Linked DNA regions of Homo sapiens: regions 2 and 3 are each linked to region 1. Evidence: chromatin loops called from intact Hi-C (ENCODE). Cell type or tissue: HepG2. All regions are shown on one strand.

What was found. Hi-C counts contacts between places; a loop is a spot of excess contacts. Peaks named below come from ENCODE experiments on the same cell type or tissue, not always from the same donor. Only the 100,000 strongest peaks of a DNase experiment are listed, where the experiment ranks them.
Region 2: a loop joins it to region 1, with 29 times the contacts of the local background. A loop is called at or near these places in 16 of 110 quality-filtered maps.
Region 3: a loop joins it to region 1, with 25 times the contacts of the local background. A loop is called at or near these places in 9 of 110 quality-filtered maps.

Annotation. Positions count from the first base shown.
Region 1 is chr5:50,955,074-50,963,073 of GRCh38, forward strand. No RefSeq gene overlaps it. Among named protein-coding and RNA genes, the nearest start is that of LINC02106, 11 kb to the right of the region's middle. In HepG2, a CTCF peak has its summit at 3,994 (motif pointing right); DNase peaks (open chromatin) are centred at 3,968 and 7,998.
Region 2 is chr5:52,351,635-52,359,634 of GRCh38, forward strand. No RefSeq gene overlaps it. Among named protein-coding and RNA genes, the nearest start is that of LINC02118, 350 kb to the left of the region's middle. In HepG2, a CTCF peak has its summit at 4,876 (motif pointing left); no DNase peak of the experiment used is centred here.
Region 3 is chr5:51,342,916-51,350,915 of GRCh38, forward strand. No RefSeq gene overlaps it. Among named protein-coding and RNA genes, the nearest start is that of ISL1-DT, 36 kb to the right of the region's middle. In HepG2, a CTCF peak has its summit at 4,998 (motif pointing left); no DNase peak of the experiment used is centred here.

The DNA of each region.
Region 1 (8,000 bases):
AAGTTGTTCCACCTTTCTGAACAGAACCAACATATTTCTTAAATGTATGTGATTGAAGTCACATGCCTCCCTAAAATGTATTAAACCAAGCTGCACCCTGACCACCTTGGGCACATGTTCTTAGGACCTCCTGAGGGCTGTGTCACAGGCCATGGTCACTCATATTTGGCTCAGAATAAATCTCTCCAAATATTAAAAAAAGAAAAAAAGACTGTGTTAAATCTATTGACGAAAGCCTCTTTCCAGTGTTTCTAAAGGAGGAGTAAGCTGTTGATCCACTGGCCGGTAGAGAGCATTCAGAGATGAGGCTGTTCTACCAGGGCCAAGCTTGGTGTTGTCTGCCTAGTGAGCATGAACAGGATAGGGCAACAGCCAGAGAATTAACCAATCTCATCTTCACCAAAATGGCTGGGTTTTTCTATGTGCATGTTCAAGTGTAGAGAATTGCTTTTCTATTTTCCATGCAGTTTGGAATGTATGACGTGTGTTTGTAACAAGGAAGCCAGATACAAGGTTAGATCATGAAAAGACAGTGAGGTGGAATCCAAGAAGGCTCCTCTTGATCTGCAGCGAAGAGTGACATGTTGTGATACTCTTCATAGCACAGGAAAAACATCACAGCAACATTTCTGAGTGAATGGGGTCTATGAAGAACAATTTCAGGCACTAGATATCATTTCTGATTTTGAGGCTCGTACAGTCCTATTCTTTGCAGGTAAGTGCAGTGGAATGATTTAATCTTATCCCTGACATGTACTAACTCTGGGACTCTGGGCAAGTTCACATAGCTCACTCTCAGTTTCTTTTTCTCACTTCAGATAATGGGGATAAAAATGCCCATCTTAAACTGCCATTATGAGGATTAAATGCATATTTTCCCTCCCTCTTGCTTCCTGGAATTCCTGTCTTTTTACCTCTGCCCCTAATGATGAACAGTCTGCCGGTGCTGAAGGATGTCACTTCCTCCTGGAAACCATATGACATGCCATCAAAGACTGGGTCAACTCTCTCTCCTATGTACTTCCAAATAGAGCTCTGTGCTTACCCCTGTCATAACTCTTAACATCCAGCAATTCATTTCATGAATTCTAGTAGAAAAATGAGTGTGTTCCAGGCACTGTCCTAGGGTCTGGAAACAAAGCAACGAATAAAATTGGAGAGGTCTCCACCCTTGTGTTTTGAACTCTCTAGTAGGCAAAAGAGACAATTAATAAGCAAGCAAATAAGATGAATGTAATTCCACAGAGTGATAGGCCCATAAGGAATTAAAGAACGTGGTAGGAATGAGAGTGACTCTTGAGGAGAGCCTGGTTTTAAAAGGTCGATGAGTCTCAAAATAAATATATTAAAAAGGCCGATGGGAAAATTCCAGTCAAGGACATGACATTTGAGCTGAAATCTGGATATTGAGAAGTAGCTACGTATATAATCTAAATACCAGGCACCTTTATAAGCACTCCCAGTGTATTAATTCATTTTATCTGCACAACAACATATTGAAGTAAATGCTCTTCTTATTCCTAATTCACAGATGAGACAACAAAGGTCCAAGGGTGAAGTAACTTGCACAAGATTACAGGGCTAGCAAGTAGCAGAATTTGTATTCAACCCAAATAGGCTGTCTTCAAAGTCCATATTTCCAAGCACTGTGTTGTAACTGCCTCTCAAAAGCATTTGATATTGCATCAACCTTGACTTTTTACTTGTATGTTTCTCCTACTGGACAGTAAATTAGTTTATGGTTAGTACTCAGTCCCAAGAATGCCCAGCTCTTAGTGTGTGTGTGTGTGCGTGTGTGTATATATATATATATTTATTTATTTTTTCCTTTTGGTCTGAGAAAGGGTCTTGCTCTGTTGCCCAGGCTGGAATACAATGGCGCAACCATAGCTCACTGCAGCCTCAACCTCCCAGGCTCAAACAATCCTCTCACCTCAGCCTCTCTAGTAGCTGGGACCAAAAGCAAACAACATCACACCTCGCTAATTTTTAAGTTTTTTGTAAACATAAGATCTCCCTGTGTTGCCCAAGCTGGTCTCAAACTCCTGGGCTCAAGCGATTGCTCCTGCCTCAGCCTCCCAAAGTGCTGGGTTTACAGTTTTGAGCCACCTTAGTACAATCTTAATAAGTATTTATCAAATTAATTCATGATTTTAATGAGCAAATATATATGACATGAAGGATCTCACTTAGTGCTTAGCATCAGATAAGTGATTAACATGTTAATTCTTCCTCCCTCCCTCCCTTCCTAATTCCCTGAGTTAGATTCATATATCCTGCTGCTGCACTAAAAGTACCTGGAAGATTTATAGAGGAAGGGTGGGGGGCTGTCTTCATAACATATCAAAGAAGAAATTAGAAGAAGTTTTTCAGTTTGTTAGCAAAAGATGGAAAAGTAACTTCAGTGAGCTCTGAAGAAAAACATGTGCAAGCAAGGAGCTTGTAAAGTAATAAATTTCTGCCCTCCAGCACTAAAATGATGTCCTCTGTGCTTTAAGGAAAAGCAATTTGGAAAATTTCCACACATACACGTTTTGGGGAAAATGTAGGGAGAAATATAAAGTTAGTTAAATGTCTTTCATAGGCACTTCAAAGCCATGAACCATTAAATCATTTCCACAGCTTTTTGACTGTTATCAACCCCACCCCCAGAACATTGCCAAAATCACCCCTTTAAAGGTTGCAATAAATTTGAAAGCCAAATCAGATTTGGGAATGTTGCACAAAAGAGAACTATATCTTGTACTTTAGATACATTTTTTTTTTTAATATCAGCACAGAGCTACATCCTGCCAAAGATGAACTTGGAAGCAGTGACCTTTGCGGATGACTTCTCTTTGTTAGATTTTTGCCCTACAGGATTTTAGAAGCCTGGTCACAAGAACATTTGAGGATACCAGGTGGTTTTGAAATGCATGGTTGAGCTGGATGACTTATCTTGGCCTGAATGTAAATTTGGAAAAGGAGTTCTGTCATGAAGAAAGCGAATATTTGTACAAGAAGCATCAGCCGCAGTGTTCTCAAAAGTAACTGTAACCTTCCCGCTGCTGCTGCTGAGTTTGATGGAGAAAGATGGTGAGCTTAAGAAGAAAGCAAGAGATCATTCTCTGCATTTTTTTTACCCAGTGCTGTGTTGAATTTCTTTCTAGTTACAATTGTAAAGTGTCACAAACAAAAGTCATTTAGCCTATGCAACTTCTGCCATTAAGGTGTTGTCTCTAGAAAATGAACTACAATGTTAGCAGATGCTCCAGCAATGTTAGGGAGAGACCTCCCTGCTAAATGAATTACTGAGATGGGCACACTTATAAGAAAAAGGTAACATTTTATGCACTTAAACACCTAGCATTCACATAAAGGATTGAGGAACAGCATGTATTTAGTCTGTATTGTGAACCCAGTTTATAACTCCAAAGCTAGAGAACTGAGCCTGCTCAGTAATAAAGGAGCACAAAGGGAGTAAAGAAACAGCAAGGAAGCAACATTTACTGCAGCCCAACTCTCCTGACAGTGAGTGTGGCAGAAAGATGAGAGCAACCAAGCAACCAAGATACAAGCAACCAAGATACAAGCAACCAAGATAGCAAAGCGGAGGTTGGGCAGCTGGAAGCATGGAGTACAAATAAATGCTATTAATTCATTAGTGGACTGCAGTTACACATGGTGGCTCCAGCTTACAATTCTGGCCTCAACAACTTAAAGACTGATTTCCTCAACGACCAGCCTGCTGTTCTTGAAAGGAGAAAGAAATAGGATTTCTTAGGTTATTATGCTACTATGTCACACTAAGAGTGTGACAAAGGAAGTAAATTTCTACAAACATTAAATGCAGCTACTGGTTCGAAGGTCATGTTTAAGTGTGATCACTTGACAGGATCTGGCAATGCATCAGTTTTGTTATCTTTACCCACCCCTTACGTTAGAAAATACACCATCAACAATGGATAGCATTGACAGCTTTCATAAATGTAGGCTGAACAGCAGGTGGCAGCAAAGGATACTATAAGAAACACTTCCACTGGAATATCTGAGAAAATTCTAGAAAACTCATTTTCGTAGGATGCAGGTAGAGAAGGCCCTCAAAGATGATTGCTCTCTTACCTCTGGCTAAAGCACGTGATAGAAAAAGAAAGCTATTGGGAAGGTTGATCATGATAACTAAGTTTAAATGCTTTTCTGTCATTTTAATCACCTTTCCACTAAATGAAAGGATTGAAAAAGCTTACCAAAAGTTCAAGTATCCCACAGCAAAGCCCAGCTAATCCTCTTACAAAATGGACATGCATGCTGAAAAGAGATTTTTATAATAAGAAATGACATGCAATATTTATTATAAAATTATCATTCAGTCCAGTATGGAAATATGCCAGTTGGACGTTATCTGTCTCTTGGCTCAGAAGAAATATTAATGGAAGAATATTAACATCCTTCAAAGAAAGAAGGATATATGTAAAGAAAACATTAAAGGCTCATTCATCATGAATGGCTCTTTGAGAATGAGACAATAGCATGGGACAAATGAGACAGGACAGAGCATCTGGATCTTTTGATAAAAAATACCCAAAATAAGAAGGATGAAAATACTATAAGGAAAAGGATGTGTCTTAATTTGTTGGAGGGGTAAGTTTCTTGGAAAAGGGGAAATGTGACTACCTGTGAGTAATTATAATCCAGGGGAATCTACCTATATGCAGATAACAGAGATAATTCAACATTAAGACCAGCTTCTAGGTTTCTGAGAAAACCAAAGCAATGATCTTAGTAAATCAGGTTTTGAAAAAGACTGCAACTTACTTCTGTACATCTTGGCTGTGATATTATCTGTTTTACTTGATGCCCACCTAGATCAGTGAGTAATTAGATGGAGTTGAATATTCCTCCAACGTAGTCAAAATAACTAACTGATAGAAAGAAACACACATGGCAGAATAACTTTAGATTCTGGAATTATAACCACTGGTCTCCAAATGCCATTTCAGCCCTAGGATAACAATCTTTGCTGTGGTTTAAGTTATGAAATTCCTGACTCCCAGTTTCCTGACTGCAAAGTGGGCGTGGATGACTACTCCTAGCACCAAGCCATGTGAGGATTAAGTAGGACACTGTATCGAAATGCTTGCCCCATATAAATTGCTTCTTAATACATTTTATTTTCTTTCTCTCTTCAAGAACATTCCCAAAGGCATTGACACATTTTGAGAAATGTCTCCAAAACATCCTCACTAACATCTGCAAGTGTCAGAAATTCCTAATCGTAAAGTTCTATCTTTAGATGGAGACAAAATGCCTAGGAAGATTAGCTCAGTCTGACCAAGGACCGATGCTAAACAATAGCACATAGCAGATGATGTAAACATGGCGATGGGCACAGTTCTCCATTCTAATCACAAATAAGGTCTAACCTTATTTGAATTCCAATTTCATATTTCCTTCCTTCCTTCCTCTTTCTTTCTTTCATTCTTTCTTTCTTTCTTTCTCTTTTTTTTTTTTGGTGGAGTTCAGCTTTTTTGCCCAGGCTGGAGCACAGTGGCGGGAATCTCGGCTCACTGCAACCTCCACCTCCCAGGTTCAAGTGATTCTCCTGCCTCAGCCTCCCAAGTAGCTGGGACTGCAGGCACCTGCCACCACGCCCAGCTAATTTTCGTATTCTTAGTAGAGACAGGGTTTCACTATGTTGGCCAAGCTGGTCTCGAACTTCTGACCTCAGGTGATCCGCCCACCTCAGCCTCCCAAAGTGCTGGGAGAGAGACTTTGATTTCTCCGAATCCTTGTAAAAGAGATTCATCCCTTTCCAGTCAGTTGTGGGCAGGGAGAAGGCAGAGGTAATGGTGGTTAGATTGGTTGCATAGTGAAAATCTGGCTGCCCAGGTTCAGGTCTGTGGCAGGAGGTGGAGTTCTCATAGCAGGTGTCATGAAGTGGTCAGTTACCCCAACCTGTGTGTGCTACCACCACTACTATTGCTGTACACATGCCTGTACACACTCAAGCACATTCTCTTCTTTATGTCACATTATCATGTAAACTACCATAAAATGAAAGCAAATTATTTATGAACTCTTATTGTTTTGCTTAAACATCACAGATACATTTTTTTTAAGTAATCATAAAACAACATTTTTGGAACCAAGTTGCCAAGAATACTGTGAAAATCTCAAATACCAGCAAGACTTCAAAGCAAGTCCCTTAATCAAACTAGTGCTTATTTACTAGGAAAAAATGCAAAAGGCTGGGACGCATAGCCCAGATAAGCCAGTTCTGAAGTTGCTGTCATAAATGAGGTATGGGATGTGAACAGCTTCAGTGCTTGTGTCTTTGAAATGTTCATTCTCTCTGTAACCTTAAAAATAATTACCGCTTATGATTAAAAACTGTATTTTTCATATGATTGATACTTTATTTTACTAAAAGATATTAATATGAGTGTTGATGTAACCATCGAGCATCTAAGTGCTATATTGTGTTGTGATTCTTGATGAGAATTAACAAAGTGAAAACATCATGTTCTGTTGCTGTTTACAATTTTTTTCTGTTTCCTTTGAGATACTTCACCTTTAATTGGTGCCTTCCCAAAACACATTTTTCTGCTGATACCAATAATCACAGCCTCCTCTGCTAAAGTGTCTCGGTGATGCACATCTGGTTCTTGAGAACTGAAACCCAGAAAGGGTCTCAAATATTTCATGCTGAAGCCCCTCAAAGGGCAGTTAATCACAAGTATCTGCTCACCACTTAGCTGGAGTGGTAAAGCAGATGATGTAAAGATGGTGATGGGCACAGTTCTCCATTCTAACCACAAATAAGGCCTACCTTTATTTGAATTCCAATTTCATATTCCTTTTTTTTTTTTTTTTGAGATGGAATTCAGCTCTTTTGCCCAGGCTGGAGTGCAGTGGAAGAAAAATTCAGCGTTTTCTTCCCTTTTAAATATCAATTCATTTGCGGAGACAGTAGCAAAACTATCAAAAATACTATGCCTGAATTGCAGGACTGGTTGGATGAATGGAGCAGTAATGATAGGTTGCTTAATTTTATTTTAGTGTAAGTTTGTGCTATATTTCTCTAATGTTTATATGATTTTTTTTGGTACCAGACAAAAAATTCTGGATATGCCTTGACTATAGAAAAGGCCACATTTCAAAAATCTGGATTTATAATAATAATTCCTCTTTGAAAGGATGAATATAACATATAAAGCCTATATCTGCAAACTTTTTAGTAACATGTGTTTTCTCTAGTGCTTTAGGTTTACACATTCACTAAATCTAGAAGGTAACTTAAAATTATCCAATGGGTTCACTTCATTTGTGGAAGAGGAAATTGAGGCACAGCTTGATTAAAAGAATTGTCCAAAGTGAGTCAACCAACAACTTACTGCAATAAGAATCTGGTGTCCACCTTAGAGTGGTGGACTGCTATTACTTGCCCTCCTCACAATTATAATTTTATATTAATTCTATTTTTATCATTATTGATAACACTACATATATTTTACCCCAAGGAAAGAAGGAAGGAAACAAGAACCTAGTCTTAAAAATCTTAAAATTTCAAATACTGAAACTCAAATCACTTTTCCAATAACCTGAAAAAAAATATCTTTCAAATAATATCTCCCAAGTAGCCCAGGAAATAATGGTGGGCCTGTGGTTTTCTAGGTAAAATAAGTAAATATCAAATGATATATAAAAGTTAAATATTAAGCCAGTTAACTTTTTCACTTGCACTCTAACCAGGAAATTCTCAAATATTGGTTCTCTACAGTGATAGCATATTATATTATCTGGGAAAAGAAAAAATTGCCTAAGAATATCAGAATCCCTGAAGGTGGTCGTGTGTGTGTGTGTGTGTGTGTGTGTGTGTGTGTGTGTGTGTGTGTGTGTTTACTATTTCGGTTAGAATACTAGTGTGAACCGCGGTTGAGAACCGCTTTCCCAGTCTCAGCACTCAACCCTATCCCACTCTAATCCGCTGAGGGACAGCATCAGACCGCTCAAACTCAGAG
Region 2 (8,000 bases), 1.4 Mb after region 1:
ACCGGTTGGCCACGTATATGGTTTTTTTGGAGAAATGTCTATTCAAATCTGTTGCTCATTTTTTAATCTGGTTGTGCCTTTTGCTGTAGAGTTGTAGGAGTTCCTTATATACTTTGGGTATTAATCTCTTATCAGATATATGGTTTGGAGATATTTTCTGCCATTCCATAGGTTGCCATTCACTCTGTTGATTATTTGCTTTTCTATGCAAAATCTTTTTAACTTTGATGTAGTACCATGATCTATTTTTGCTTTGGTGCTTTGATTGCCTGTGATTTTGGTGTCATATCCAAGAAATAACTACTGAGACTAATGTTATAAAGTTTTCTCCTATGATTTCTTGAAGTTTTATGGTTTCACATCTTAGGTTTACGTTTTTAATATATCTTGAGTTGATTTTTGTGTATGATGTAAAATAAGTGTTCAATTTTATCCTTTAGCATGTTAATATCCAGTTTTCCTACCACCATTTGTTGATTAGACTATCCTTTCCTCATTATGACATCTTGGCATTCTTGTTAAATGTCAGTGACTGTATGTGCATGGGTTTATTACTGGGCTCTCTAGACAAACCAAAATGATGGGATGTTACCTCCAATGTTAGATTACAAAGATCATGGCTTTCATTGTGTCAAGTTCTCTCTCTCTCTCCATTTATTTGATGTAATAAAACATGTGAATGGCTGCTTCCTTATGGACAGATTCACGTGGCACGGAACTGATGGTGGCCTCTGCCAAATAGCCAGGGGAAACCTGAGGTCCCCAATCAACCTGCAAGGAATTGAATCTGGCCAGCAACCATGTCTATGAGATTGGAAGTGAATCTTCCTCCAGTCTCGAGATGACTGCAGCCATGACTGGAGCCTTATGAGATACTGTCAGCGAGAACTCAGCTAAGCCACACACAGATTCCTGACCCACAGAAACTGAGAAATTTGCCAATTTCTGCCTTGATTTTGATTATTGAATAACTACTTGAAGATTTAATTTTACATTGGTATTGGGGTTTTCTAGATCTCTGAAAACAAGCATGGTGACATGTATGTGTGTGTATAAGTGAGTGTTTTTGTCAGAGCAATTTGAAGAGGCCTGGGTGTAGAGCTGGGTGTAATGTGGGCCAAAGGCAAAGTTTATTTAGTTTTTTTTTTATCAAAGCAACAATAGAAAATCATTTTAATTCAAACATTCATTATCAAAACCACCTGATCTCTTCTGAGGTTTTGCTACGTTGATATTTTCTAAGTTATCAGGCTCATCATCTAAATATCCATTTGTTAAAGGAGATTTTTATCTCTTTACCCAACCTCTGTAACAGAATTTGACACTCTTTAAATTCATATGCTATGTAGGTTGGTATTCCATTGAAAAGCCATTTAGCTCTACAACGTAATGAAACAGGAATACTATCTCATGCAGATAATTATAATAATAATTTCTACTCCTTTAAGAAAAATAAGTGTTCAAACACCACAGTAAGGTACTTACCACATACAATCTTGTGGTCCAGGTTACATTTTGGCCTTGTCTTCCTAAACACAATGGGCAAGTTTCACAGCCTTTCTGCATCCAGGACCTCTGTCTTACCTTGGCTAATTCACTATCACAATTTCAGATATCTCTCTGTAGAGAAAAATGCAAACCAATCCAAGGTGCTGTGTCATGAATTTTATAGCAACAATAAACAATTCTTACAAATAAATATCACAAGTGAATTTGGATAATGAAAATGCATTTGAAATAATTGATTTGAGCACTTGTACAGCTCAATTCTGACATTCCCAATCTTATCTTCATTTTGTTTTTAAGGAGATTTCCATTCCTTGACATGTTTATTATTTTGAAACTAAGCCAGTGTTTTCAAAGCATTTTCATGCCAAGGATTCTAAACTAAGCAAATAAATATTATGCTACTTGAAACATTCTTAGCTTTACTTAGAAAACTAGCATACTGACATGTAAGCAATTGTTCACACACTGAATCTCTCATTAAAAACCTGCCATGTTAGTTAATAAATTTAAAACAACACTTTCAAGTCTGTCAATAGAATGAACAATCTCAATTTGTGAATCTCCAACCTTCACAAGGTGAAGGTTTTCACTACCGTCTACATGATCTCATATGCAGATTGACCTTCGGTTGCCAAATTTTGAGAACTGGGGTTCGATTTTATTAAGAGTTTAGCTAGGAGTAATGTTCAAAATACTTAACCAAAATATAGTAGAGGCACAAACCATCTTAGAGGACATTGACTGCAGGATTGGAATCTGCTTCTGGCCCCCAGTTATATCAGACATCATCTCTTCATCTGCTAGATTTTGAGAGGTATAGGGGTAGTCAGGACAAGATCATTTAGAGGTATAAGTTAGCAGTTATTTATCAGCTGACATGAAAATATTACAATACTTGCACTGTCAGTGAACTGGGATGCACTAACTAAATATCAAATCAAATTGCATTTGTTCTCTTGTGTCTTCATGGATTAACTAGCATTAATTATAAAACTCAGTCCCTTCAAAGGACTGTGAAGGGAAATCAACAACAACCAGCATATTGTACTTTTACTGAAGATTTGTAACTCACAAGGAGGGATAGCATATCTTAGCACATAATACTTTATTTAAAAAATATTCATAGGACTCTTCCCAGGGGCTCTCCAATCTGCTTCCGGTGAACAAATCTTTCCTAATTCTCACTGCTATGTTCCACTTGACTTCAAAGGTAGCAGAAGGAATTCTCTTTTTTTCTGAATATTCTCCTTCCTTAGCACTATTGGCATGTTAGATTGGCAATACTTTGTTAAGGAGGAAAGGAAAGGATTTAGCAGAATCCCTGGCCTTGTCCTACTAGTTCCTAGTAGTAACCTCTCCTGCCATCCCAAGCTGTGACAACTAAAACTATCTTCAGACATTGCCAAATACTCCCTGTAGGGCAAAAACTGTTGTTCTTATAGAAAGAAACTTCTCTAAACCTATTACTTATTTTTTAGTTAGACCAATTTAAAAGCTCTATTCAAGTGTCTTTAAACTTTCACGCAAATATCCTGGACTAGCTCAGAAAACAAAGGACACACGGTCCTAAAAAGGTAGTGAAGGGATTCTATTTTGCCATTATTTTTGGTCAAAGGGTTTCCTTATAACTACACAAAAACCTTGAATCTGATAGGTGTTCAATAACACTATTAATTCATAATTACAGGTAGCTTATGTTTCATGTATTCACAAGGTTGAAAAGGCTTTCAAAGGTTGAACACAACATATTGTGGTGTATATATAGTGTTTGTCCTGACAAGGTCTAAGTTATAATCAATCTTATACTTCATACTTTACTCTAGAATATTTATTCTTGGTTTGTAAACTCCTCAGGAATGAGAGAAGTTAGGTGATAAGCATGCCATTTGAGGGCTGCTCTTAGCCTATCTGCTTAATTTGGATATTCTTACTTCCTTGTTTAATAACCTTTTTACCGTTATTGATCTGTTACATATATGTCATATGTAAGTGCCATTAATTGTATATATTTTCCAGCTAAGTTTGGATCACTATAAGAAATTTGTCTTAAACCATGGTTGTACTTTTGTATAGTAAATTATCTTTGCGTTGCATTATGATTTGCTTCAGTAATTTTAGCCAAATCAGGTTTACTTTCCAAAAAAAAAAAAAAAAAAAAAAAAAAACCATCCAGTGGGACACTTATAAAGTGGGTAAAATTTGGGTTTGGTTTCCTGGGCCTCTAACAAACAATCACCGAAATTAGAATGTATAGAGATTACATGATTTGTGTATGATTCCATGATTAACTGAGCTATCAGAAAAATTGTTTTAACAATTATCCACAGACTTTGCCTTTATAAAGTACCTCAATGTCTTTTACCTCCTGTAAGTTTTATAAATTTGATTATATTTCACAGTAAGTAAATCTATGAAAGTTTGAGATGTATATCAGGCTTTAATACTCACAAGTATTTCAATATTATATATTGAAATGGTAAATAGAAATCTAGTTTCTGGAAAAAGCACAGAAATAAAAATTATGAAATTTCTAGCCAAAATCATGTATTAATTTTAATAGTTCATTAACATATGGCAAAAATGTTTGATACCAGAAAAAACATAATTTCACTAATAAAATACCAGCTACTTAAAATTATATGTAAAACTGCTGCTTTCAATTTTCATGGCAATGTCAGGATAAAAATCAACCTGAAAACCATACCAAAAACTACTCTGGAATGGTTTACTATTTCATACTTTTTTTTTCTCTACATAAATATGGATGTATTTTCAGCCATTAATTTTTGTGAAACTGGGCCTATCCAATAAAAACTCTCTAGAACTATTCCTTGACACAATTATATCTCTTACCACAAACTCAATTAAACATGTATAATTTTGATAAGATTCTTTTTCCCCAGGTTACTACATAGAATAGAATTGAAAGCACTTATATTAATTCTATAGACGCATCACCAGTTATATCGCTTCTTCTGGTATGTTTTTACCTCTTGATTTTTCTTTTCTCTTGGCAAAACTAAAAGATAAATGTGTTTAATTCAAACCAAACCCTTTTTAATGTATATTCTTCCCCTATGGAAAATTCTAATTGGGAAGATATAGTGGAAATAACACTAATGAGAAGTGTTTATAAAATCTAAATACAAAAAATGCTGATGACAATACAGCCAAATATTCCACAAGGAACAAAAGCTGATTTTGATAAACAAGCACAAAGAAACGTATTATAACAAATGTGAGTTTAATTTCATAATTTCTTTCAGATTTGCCTTTGCTTTTGGCTAGCTATATCGCCCATTAAAGATTATTTTTGTCTTTTAACTGCTGCTTTATTTTACACAAACTAGGGAAATATCGTCCCCTACTGTCCAATTCTGATAAGGTGTTTATAAGGAAACTTTTTGTTTCAATCTATCAAATTGTGGCTGTACCTGAGAACTCTTTGTAGATGATGGATCACAAAGACTGAAGTTCTTTCCTGTAATATTCATCACAGTCATTAAACTATTTTCAATTGCTTCAGTTGAATTATTTTCTAAAAGAGCTAATTGCTGACATATTTGAATAAACTATAAAACTTAGAAAGAATGTATGTTATTTTACCAATCCTTCTTAGTGTGAAGGAATACTACATTTATTCAGTAAAAAAAAGTGCATTCCTCCATTTAAAATGTAAATAACTATTTTATGTTCCCATCCATGACTACTTTACAAAATTATATGCTTTAAAAACTATGTTTTCTCTTAACAAAGCTTGTCACTCAATTATTATTTTGTCATGCATTAGAGAACAATATTTTATTTAGAATTAGAAATGTATAATTTATTTATAAAATAAGAAACTCATTCATTCCAGGTGACTGCAATTGACACATTTTTTAAAAAGAAGAGAATTTTCAAAAATATGCACCTATATGTTTAAAATACATTTATCTTCATTTCAATCCTTATTTGGATGTGATAATTATGCACTTTGGGCGGTAGACTTATAGCTATCCATATGGATTTTATACTTGTAACCTAAAGATAAATATATAAGGCAATTATATCTGTTTAAATTTAGATTAAATTCAAAAATTAACAAAGAAATACCACCTACTAATGGTTAAGGGGTTTGACCTGTTCCACTTACTTAATTACTACATTTCTTTGTCACCAGACTTTGTTACACTCAGCTGCAAGAAAGAGAACACATTTTGAACTGATTTATTTTTAAGCAAAATACCTTTAAAAATCAAGGATAATGTGTTATTTACTTCAGCTTTCGATCAACCTAAAGGGCAATAAATCCCTATTACTTTACCTCAAAATTGACAATTGACATCTCAGTCATTATCAAAACTCTGAAGATATATGGCTACAAGTAGCAGTGACAAAAAACCAAGATCCAATGTTGTGAGTGTCAGTTTATAATGTCTTTTGTTCCCACAGGTAGAATATTAAGGATTCAATTGAGAGCACTGTGGAAATCTAGACTAATAGTGTTGTTGCATGAAAAAAAGAAAGCAATCTCTATAAGAAGAGAGATAATAGTTAAATGGGTGAAATAATTGATAGATGCACCAACGCAAACCTCACCGAGTGGTTACCTATCTAATTTTCCCTGTTGTTATATGTTCCACAAAGATCAATGTAGATGTGGCCTGGGGAATCTGTCACTAATACTATGGGGCTCGAATCCAGGACAGTGTTGGATGATGTGCTTAGCCCCTTAAGAACAATATTCCAAACATCAATCCTGTTCTCCATGCTGCCACCTCTCTGTTTGGGGCTAAGCCATTGTTTATTCTCTGCTGAATGTAACATCTGTATGTTGAAAAAACAATTCATCAGTTTTAGAGCATATATTACAGTACTTCAGAGCATGTGCTTTAAAAAAAATGCGTAGAAGGATGTTCATGGGAGCGTTACAGTTAATGAACAAACTGAAATAGCCTGCGGTTCATCCAAAGGGGAATAGGGGAACTGGTTAGATAAATCCTGGAAAACACATGAAATGAATTACATAGGCAATTCCTAATGGGAGGTTCTGATTTTGCATGAATTATTTGTTTAGTATGTAATTTTCAATTAAAAAATCAGATTTGAGAATATAGTTAGAATAATATTGAGTTCACTATGTTTATATTTGTGAATATGTTTTTCTATCCACACATAAAAGAAAATGTCATTGAAACATTGAAAGTCTTTTTTTTTTCTTTTTTCTTGTTTTGTTTTATTTTGTTTTGTTTTATTTTGTTTTGTTTTGTTTTGTTGAAGACAGAGTCTCACTCTGTCACCCAGGCTGGAATGCAGTGGCACAATCTCAGCTCGCTGCAACCTTTGCCTCCCAGGTTCAAGCAATTCCCGTGCCTCAGCCTCTCAAGTAGCTGGGATTACAGGCACATGCCACCATGCCCGGGTGATTTTTTGTATTTTAGTAGAGATGGGGTTTCACCACATTGCCCAGGATGGTCTCGAACTCCTGAGCTCTGGCAATCCACCTGCCTCGGCCTCCCAAAGTGCTGGGATTACAGGTGTGAGCCACTGCGCCCAGCTTTTTGTTGTTGTTGTTCTTTAACATCTTGCTACCCTGCTTATCCTATCATGAGTAACGGTAAGAAAAACAATCAACACAAGAAGCAAAAACAAAACAACATTGAACAAAAGACTATATTAGAATTCAAGCAACTCAAGAATGCTCTCTCTCTAATTTTAGGGTATAATTTGATGTTTATGTGCTTACACATTTTATAATAATTCTGAAGTCTTACCCAAATTCTACATTACACTTTATTTTAAAAACTGTAGATAGACTTTTTCCAGCTTTACTGAGGTATGATTAACAAATAAAAATTATGCATATTTAAAGTGTACAATGTGATGATTTAATATACATCTGCATTGTCAAATGATTACCAAAATCAAGCTAATTAGTATATACATCACCTTATGTAGTTACCTTTTGTGTGTATGTGAGTGATAAAAACACAATCTACTGTCTTAGCAAATCGCAAGTATACAATGCATTATTATTAGTTATAGTCACCATACTGTAAATTATATTTCCAGAATTTATTCATCTTATTACTTAAAGTTTGTACCTTTTGATCAACAACTCCCCATTTCCAAAATCCTGACTGTTGAATTACAGTCAATTTCCAAAATATAAGAAAAAATTTAGACCAAGATTCTTGGAAAAGCATCTTACTTTAGTATTAGCAAAGGCTTAATAATACATCTTTCAACACAGACTCCTCTTTCCCTCAGAGCCAGTTTATTCTCAGAATGAGTCAAGTCAGAGAAATGAGTGTATACAATGGAGAATTTTGAGGCTTAGCCTGCCACTTTGTTATTTAAAGTAAGCTAAATTCCAATAAATTATTGTCAAGTTCAAAAAGAACTGTATTTACTCCTTTGTGACCCTTAGTCAAACTGTGTATAATGCTGTTTCCTGTACAAGAACCACCTGCACAGATAAGTCTTGATATATGTTCATGATCTTTTGG
Region 3 (8,000 bases), 390 kb after region 1:
TTAAAGATCCCACTTGCTCGAAGTATATAGATGCTGAAGCCAAAATTGAATATGACTGTATTTTTCTATAAACTAGTTGACCTGTTTCTTCGAGAAATTATCACAACGCAACCACATTAATGATGACAAATCATTCAGATTGGAGATTTACTGAACATCCCAGTTCATGTTCAGTGACTGCTTGTGTTTATGGTTTTATGTGGATCTGGCCTATTCTTTAGATATTATAAATTACCAACTACTTTAGATATTTTGAAATAAAATTCTTGAGTAAGAATAATAGCAGATGAATTATAACTTAAAATATTTCCTAATTCTGAGAACTGGAAGAAGAAAATGAGGAAAAGTACAGAGTGGGTGAAATTAACATAGTTTACTGAATGTGAAGATTAATTTGAAAACACTCAAGTTCAGAATATGCTGGTATCCCTCAAATCAGGGGGTGGGATGTATATCCAAGCTGGAAACAAGATGGGTGGTCTTCAATTGATGTTTATTGATGAAACTTCTTCATGAGTTTTCATACCCATGTTACTGGTCTTCAGAATAGAACCAGTGCCCGAGGAAGAGAAAGTCTATAGGGCTTAAAAATGAGTTTTCAAGAAAAGATTAAACAGAACTTTTCTAGTTTCTACAAAGGGGTAAATAGCAAATGGCAATGAGTGTCTTATTTGTTTCATCATATGTTTAATACAAACTAAAGTGAAACAACTGTGATGGAGGGTAGGAAGAAAAACAACAAAGTTTTCTTAAAGTTTCCAGACCCAATGCCAACATTAAAACAACAATATTAAGTATATATAAATGGAGGCAGTTTTGCCCAGACAGGCTGGCAAATATAACATTTAAGTGAAAAAGCCACCAAAATGCTTCCTCTTCTATTAAAAACCCAAAGAATTTTAATTTAAACTTAATTACAGTTTTAAGTAAAACATTACACGTTAATTATCCAGTCTCCAAGGACATGCAAAATAATGCCCTTTTGCAGGAAGTTGGTGGAGCATTGACTGGTTGCCAACCGTCAAACTAAAGAATTTTTAAAGGACCTGTATGCAAAGGTTTAAAAAGTTAAAGGAAATAAGATAATATATACACTTATGATTAATTAGCATAACTCCCATAATAATTCTCTGTGAAACCATAACTCATAATAAAAGAGAATCACATTGAAAATCAGAAAGTATTCATTCTTTTAAAGATGAAAAAATATATTATCATTTTACATAAATGTTCACATTTTTTCTGTTATAAGGGAAGTAACTTCAAGAAAATATTCAAGTTTAGAGATTCATGTCTTTATAACTCACAAATCTTTTCTAATTTATTCTAAAATATGTATTTGTGTATTCAAAAGAACAAATAATGAATCTACAAATTAAATACTTACATAAATGATGACTAATGTTATTAAATTAATTTATAGGCTAAATGCAGAAATATCTGACATGTGAAATGTGTCATTTATATTCATTGCCTTCAAATTTTACACGTACACAATACAAGTAATTGAACTCAAAACACAGGAAATAATCATTCTTAAAGGTCTAATATTGATTATGAGCCTAGATCTTGGCCAGTCTTCAACAAATAAGGAACTTTAATCAAAGACCATTTACAAAAGTTGCGGACCACCATTAGCTGTTTGAATAGAAACCAAAGTAAAGCTTCCGCTGGGAGAGTTTCATGTTGCCTGAAATTCTTGCTCTTAGGAAAGTAATGGAGTTGTAGTCTACCTTCATTTTCCAATAATAGTTTGCATATTATGATGTGAACATCATTTTGAAATATAAATGGTTATATGTAAATGGAAAACTATATTTGAATTAAAAATTTGTTAAAGCAAAATAAATTTTGTTTTTCAGATTGTTATTCCTATTTCTCATTATCATCCTACTTTTCTTCCTATACAAGCCATTCTAAAATGTTTGATTCACAACTTTTTGTTGTATGTATTCTTATAAGATACATATTGTGGTTTGGTGTTTATGTACGTATTTGACATTGATAAAAGTATTTTCTTTTGCTTCTTCGTTTTAACACATTTTCAAGATATATCCATTTTTCTGTGTTACATTTAGAATGAGGTAACTAGCATCTAAGATGGCTACCAATGATCTACACTGCTTGGTAATCATGTCCGTATGTGATTGCCTCCCACAGTAAGTCAGAGCTGGCCCTGTGTATGGCAAATAGGATGCAGTAGATATGATGTTGTGTGACTTCTGAGGCTAGGTCAGAAAAGGTAACAAGGCTTCTGTTTGACTATTTCTCTCTTAGGACTTGGAGTCAAGGAAATATGTTGGGAGGAAATCCAGGCCACAGGGAGAAGCCACATGTAGGCATTGTAGCCGACAGCCCCAGCCAAGGTCTTAGCCAAGAGTCAATTTCAAATGCCAAAGATGTGAATCAGTCTTCAGATAACTCTAGTTCCCAGCATTTGAGTAGCCCCAGCTGAAGCCAAGTGTATCCCCGCCAAATTTCAGACCTGTGAGTGTGTCAGTTTGAAATCTGTGAGAAGCAAGTGATAAGAGATTTGTTGTGGAAAATGCTTGTGAAGTATAAAGAGTACAGGAGCATAAGGAGGAGGGAGGAACCTTCAGACTGCAATGCAGGTATGACACTTTTGAAAAGAGACAAGGAAGAAATGAGGATGGGGAAAGAGCTTCAGACTACATAGCATTTCGGAAAAGATCTTGGCCAGGTTGATAGAGAGCCCCTAAGCAAAGGGGCCTGTAGAGGAGTCCATCATTAGGCAAAAATGACCTGACACTAGTTCTCTTGCAGTGTTCAGTCATTGGCTGTGAGGAACTCTGGAGAGGGCAGCCTTGGCAAAAACACCACAGTCGATTGGATGGTATGGCAGCTGGGGGCTATCAGTCATCTATGCTCTGCACTAACTCTCTCCATGGCTGCCACAGTCTACTCTTTTAATGCATGAATCTACTTCTCCACGCATCTTTAAGATTCAGGTACTTCATACTTCTCATGGACTTCACCTCCTAGGGGCCTTCCTTCTTAAAATGTTCTCTTCTATTGGCTCTGATAGTGCTAGACATCATTCATTTTCCCCCAGCCATTCCCTGGTTTCCTGGGTTGACTCATCTTTCTCTGAATAAGTTTTTAAATAATGGGGGGGATCTCCTCAGGAACTTCCTATAGGTCTTCCTCTTAAAGATGGAGATGAGTGAGACAAATTAAAGCCCTCATCAATGCAATTGTTCTCAGGACAATAACTGAAATTCACTATCTTCCTCCTCTATTATCTATTATATCTATTAATCTTTCATCTTTACAGGTCTTTTTTTTTTTTTTTTTTTTTTTTTGAGACGGAGTCTCGCTCTGTGACCAGGCTGGAGTGCAATGGCACGATCTCTGCTCGCTGCAACCTCCATCTCCCAGGTTCAAGTGATTCTCCTGCCTCAGCCTCCCAAGTAGCTGGGATTGCAGGCATGCGCCACCATGCCCAGCCCTCTTTTCTTTGTAAATTACCCAGTCTGCCATAATGCAGCAGAAAATGGACCAAGACAAGGTTTTTCCTAATTATCTGAAATAAACCTACATGACAGCATTCATCTCCAAAGATATTCATTTCATCAATATTGAAATTTTGCTTTGCACAATAACCACACCCATCAATAATTTTCTGCAATTCACTAAGGGAGACCACTTCAGTCTCAGTATCAGTGGCAGCTGATTCATGTATGACCTTCAAACTACATGGTCTTGCATGATTTTCAAATGTTCTGAAGCAGCCCAGACCTGCTCAACCTGAGGTCTTATCTTCAATCATCTCTCTCCTACATTGCTTTTTTATTCAGATCTTTGAAGACGTTTGATGCCTTCTGCTGTATCAACATGGTTCTCCATGGCATTTCACAATGAATAAGGTTTTCAATATACTTTGTGTTCAAATAGTGTGGAAAAGCATTCTGGTACCAACAATACTTTTCATATTTTTTTACTTTTTAAAAAAATTTCTCACTTATGGAAAGTCATTGCATGCCTGGTAAATGAAGATAAGAACATAGTCAAGGAGATATCTTTTATGAGTTCTCCTCTCTCAATTCAAATTGATACTTACACATTTTCTTCCAATGAATGGGATTTTTTCTGGACCTTTAAGTAAACCTAATTTCTTAAACCCACATTTTCACTTAACCATGTAAAGAAGACAATGAATAATGCACAATAATTTTAAACAACCATCCTATTAGGAGAAGAGCTAAGATATGACTGAAACACAATCTACATCCTCTCAATCAGACTCTTAAGCAACTTATAAGTTTTTACTGATACATTAAACTATGTTTTCAATACAGATAATGAATGTGGGAGAAATATCACAAGCAGTTATAAAAATATGTGGTTAAGATTTTGGATACTTATATACAAACGTATATTTGTAATATTATATGATTCATTGATGACTCATTCACATAAGAAAAGTACATGTTTTTATTTAGATCTTTAAGCAAGTGTGAGTGGGATATGGGTGTCAAGAGGATTTGAATTTCTAGGGTGTGGGTAGAACAATGCTTTCAAAACCAGAAAGAACATACAATTTACACTTAAAAATATGAGACAGGTGGAATGAAGAAAGATTGATCTGAAAAATAAAAAGTCCAAATGAGCATCCTGTCATAAAAGCAAACAGAAGTGAGATTATATAACAAATCGTGACAAAAATCTGAGAAAATGTCTAGTTTTATTTTTTCATGAAAAGCTGGGATAGCCCTTAATTATCCTAAATTGTCATGAGCAGTGTAATTTTTACTCCAAGTAAGCTTTGTATTCTTGATATCTCTTGAAAATAACAAGATAAATGATTTAGTTATACTTTGTTAGTAAATAATATTTTCATATAACACATCAAATAATGACTTCAGACAGATGCCAAAAAGGGAGCAAATAGTTGTTTTTAGATTCCTGTTAATAATTTATTTTGAAACCTGAAGTCTACACTAGCTAATAAGAATGCATCACCACCTTGTGGAAATTCCTTCAAACTACAGACACACGATCCCAAGATCCAGATCGGAAGAGAGTAAGTAGCAGATCAAGCTATTTAATTTCCATTTGCAAAGTAAGTTTGACTGTTATTCCTTGTAGCTCACAACTAAATCTTAGTCTCTGAAACTAGCCTCTAACTTTAACTCTAGACTTATATTTTCAACTGCTTGGTTTACTTTCTCAACTGATGCTTTGTTGCCACTTAAAATGCCATAACTTCTAAACCAAATTCTGCCTAATAGTTCTATTTAAGTTAGTGGGCATTCATACAGTGTTCAGTCACCTAAACTAAAATTTTTGATCTCCTTTGATTTATTTTCCCATGAAGATCCACTTTACCTTAAAATTAATCACCAAGTTCTGTTAGCTCTCATTCCTTTCTTTCCCACTTATCCTCTCCATTTTATTGCCACTAACAAGACTAGATTATGCCTTTTAATTGCATATCTAGGCTATTGCAACCATCTTATAACCTGTACTTCCAGCATCTCCCCTTCCACCATTGCCACTGTTCCCTTGTGTGAATCTAACAAATTTTGTTTAGCTTAAATTTGCCTTAGGCTTTATGGCCTCCAGTGCTTTTATCAGATGGCTTTTCACCTCTGCTCTTAAGGTCATACCCCCTCTCTCCAGTAAGCTCTTCCATTATATCTGGATGCCAAAATTCTTGGGAAGAGTGTTTGAACACTCTTGCACTGAAATATCATGAACTTAAAGACCTTTGATTTGAAAAGTGGTTCTTGGGTGGAGCCAAGATGGCCAAATAGGAACAGCTCCAGTCTACAGCTCCCAGCGTGAGCCATGCAGAAGACGGGTGACTTCTCCATCTCCAAGTGAGGTACCGGGTTCATCTCACAGGGGAGTGTCAGAAAGTGGGTACAGGAGAGTGGGTGCAGTGCACCAAGCGTGAGCCGAAGCAGGGCAAGGCATCACCTCACCTGGGAAGGGCAAGGGGTCAGGGAATTCCCTTTCCTAGTCAAAGAAAGGGGTGACAGATGGCACCTGGAAAATCAGGTCACTCCCACCCTAATACTGAGCTTTTCCAATGGTCTTAGCAAACGGCACACCAGGAAATTATATCCCACGCCTGGCTTGGAAGGTCCTACACCCACAGAGCCTCACTCATTGCTAGCACAGCAGTCTGAGATCAAACTGCAAGGTGGCAGCAAGGCTGGGGGAGGGGTGCCCGCCATTGCTGAGGCTTGAGTAAGTAAACAAAGCCAAAGCGGCCTGGAAGCTCGAACTGGGTGGAGCCCACCGCAGCTCAAGGAGGCCTACCTGCCTCTGTAGACTCCACCTCTGGGGGCAGGACATAGACAAACAAAAGGCAGCAGAATCCTCTGCAGACTTAATTGTCCCTGTCTGACAGCTTTGAAGAGACTAGTGGTTCTCTCAACATGCAGCTGGAGATCTCAGAACAGACAGACTGCCTCCTCAAGTGGGTCCCTGACCCCCGAGTAGGCTAATTGGGAGGCAGCCCCCAGTAGGGGCAGACTGACACCTCACACGGCCAGGTACTCCTCTGAGACAAAACTTCCAGAGGAATGATCAGGCAGCAACATTTGCTGCTCACTAACATCCACTGTTCTGCAGCCTGTGCTGCTGATACCCAGGCAAACAGGGTCTGGAGTGGACCTCCAGCAAACTCCAACAGACTTGAAGCTGAGGGTCCTGACTGTTAGAAGGAAAACTAACAAACAGAAAGGACATCCATACCAAAACCCCACCTGTACGTCACCATCATCAAAGACGAAAGGTAGATAAAACCACAAAGATGGGGAAAAACCAGAGCAGAAAAACTGGAAACTCTAAAAATCAGAGCGCCTCTCCTCCTCCAAAGGAACATAGCTGCTCACCTGCAATGGAAGAAAGCTGGAAGGAGAATGACTTTGCCGAGTTGAGAGAAGAAGGCTTCAGGTGATCAAACAACTCTGAGCTAAAGGAGGAAGTTTGAACCCATGGCAAAGAAGTTAAAAACCTTGAACAAAAATTAGACGAATGGCTAACTAGAATAACTAACACAGAGAAGTCCCTAAAGGACCTGATGGAGCTGAAAACCAAGGCACGAGAACTACGTGATGAATGCACAAGCCTCAGTAGCTGATTGGATCAACTGGAGGAAAGGGAATCAGTGATGGAAGATCAATTGAATGAAACGAAGTGAGAAGAGAAGTTTAGAGAAAAAAGAACAAAAAGAAACGAACAAAGCCTCCAAGAAATATGGGACTATGTGAAAAGACCAAATCTACGTCTGATTGGTGTACCTGAAAGTGACAGGGAGAATGGAACCAAGTTGGAAAACACTCTGCAGGATATTATCCAGGAGAACTTCCCCAATCTAGCAAGGCAGGCCAACATTCAAATTCAGGAAATACAGAGAATGCCACAAAGATACTCCTCAAGAAGAGCTACTCAAAGACACATAATTGTCAGATTCACCAAAGTTGAAATGAAGGAAAAAATGTTAAGGGCAGTCAGAGAAAAAGGTCAGGTTACCCACAAAGGGGAAGCCCATCAGATTGACAGCTGATCTCTCGGCAGAAACTCTACAAGCCAGAAGAGAGTGGGGGCCAATATTCAACATTCTTAAAGAAAAGAATTTTCAACCCAGAATTTCATATCCAGCCAAACTAGGCTTCATAAGTGAAGGAGAAATAAAATCCTTTACAGACCAGGAAATGCTGAGAGATTCTGTCACCACCAGCCCTGCCCTACAAGAGCTACTGAAGGAAGCACTAAACATGGAAAGGAACAACCGGTACCAGCCACTGCAAAAACATGCCAAATTGTAAAGACCATCGAGGCTAGGAAGAAACTGCATCAACTAACGAGCAAAATGACCAGCTAACATCATAATGACAGGATCAAATTCACACATAACAATATTAACCTTAAATGGAAATGGCCGAAATGCTCCAACTAAAAGACACAGACTGGCAAATTGGATAAAGAGTCAAGACCCATCAGTGTGCTGTATTCAGGAAACCCAT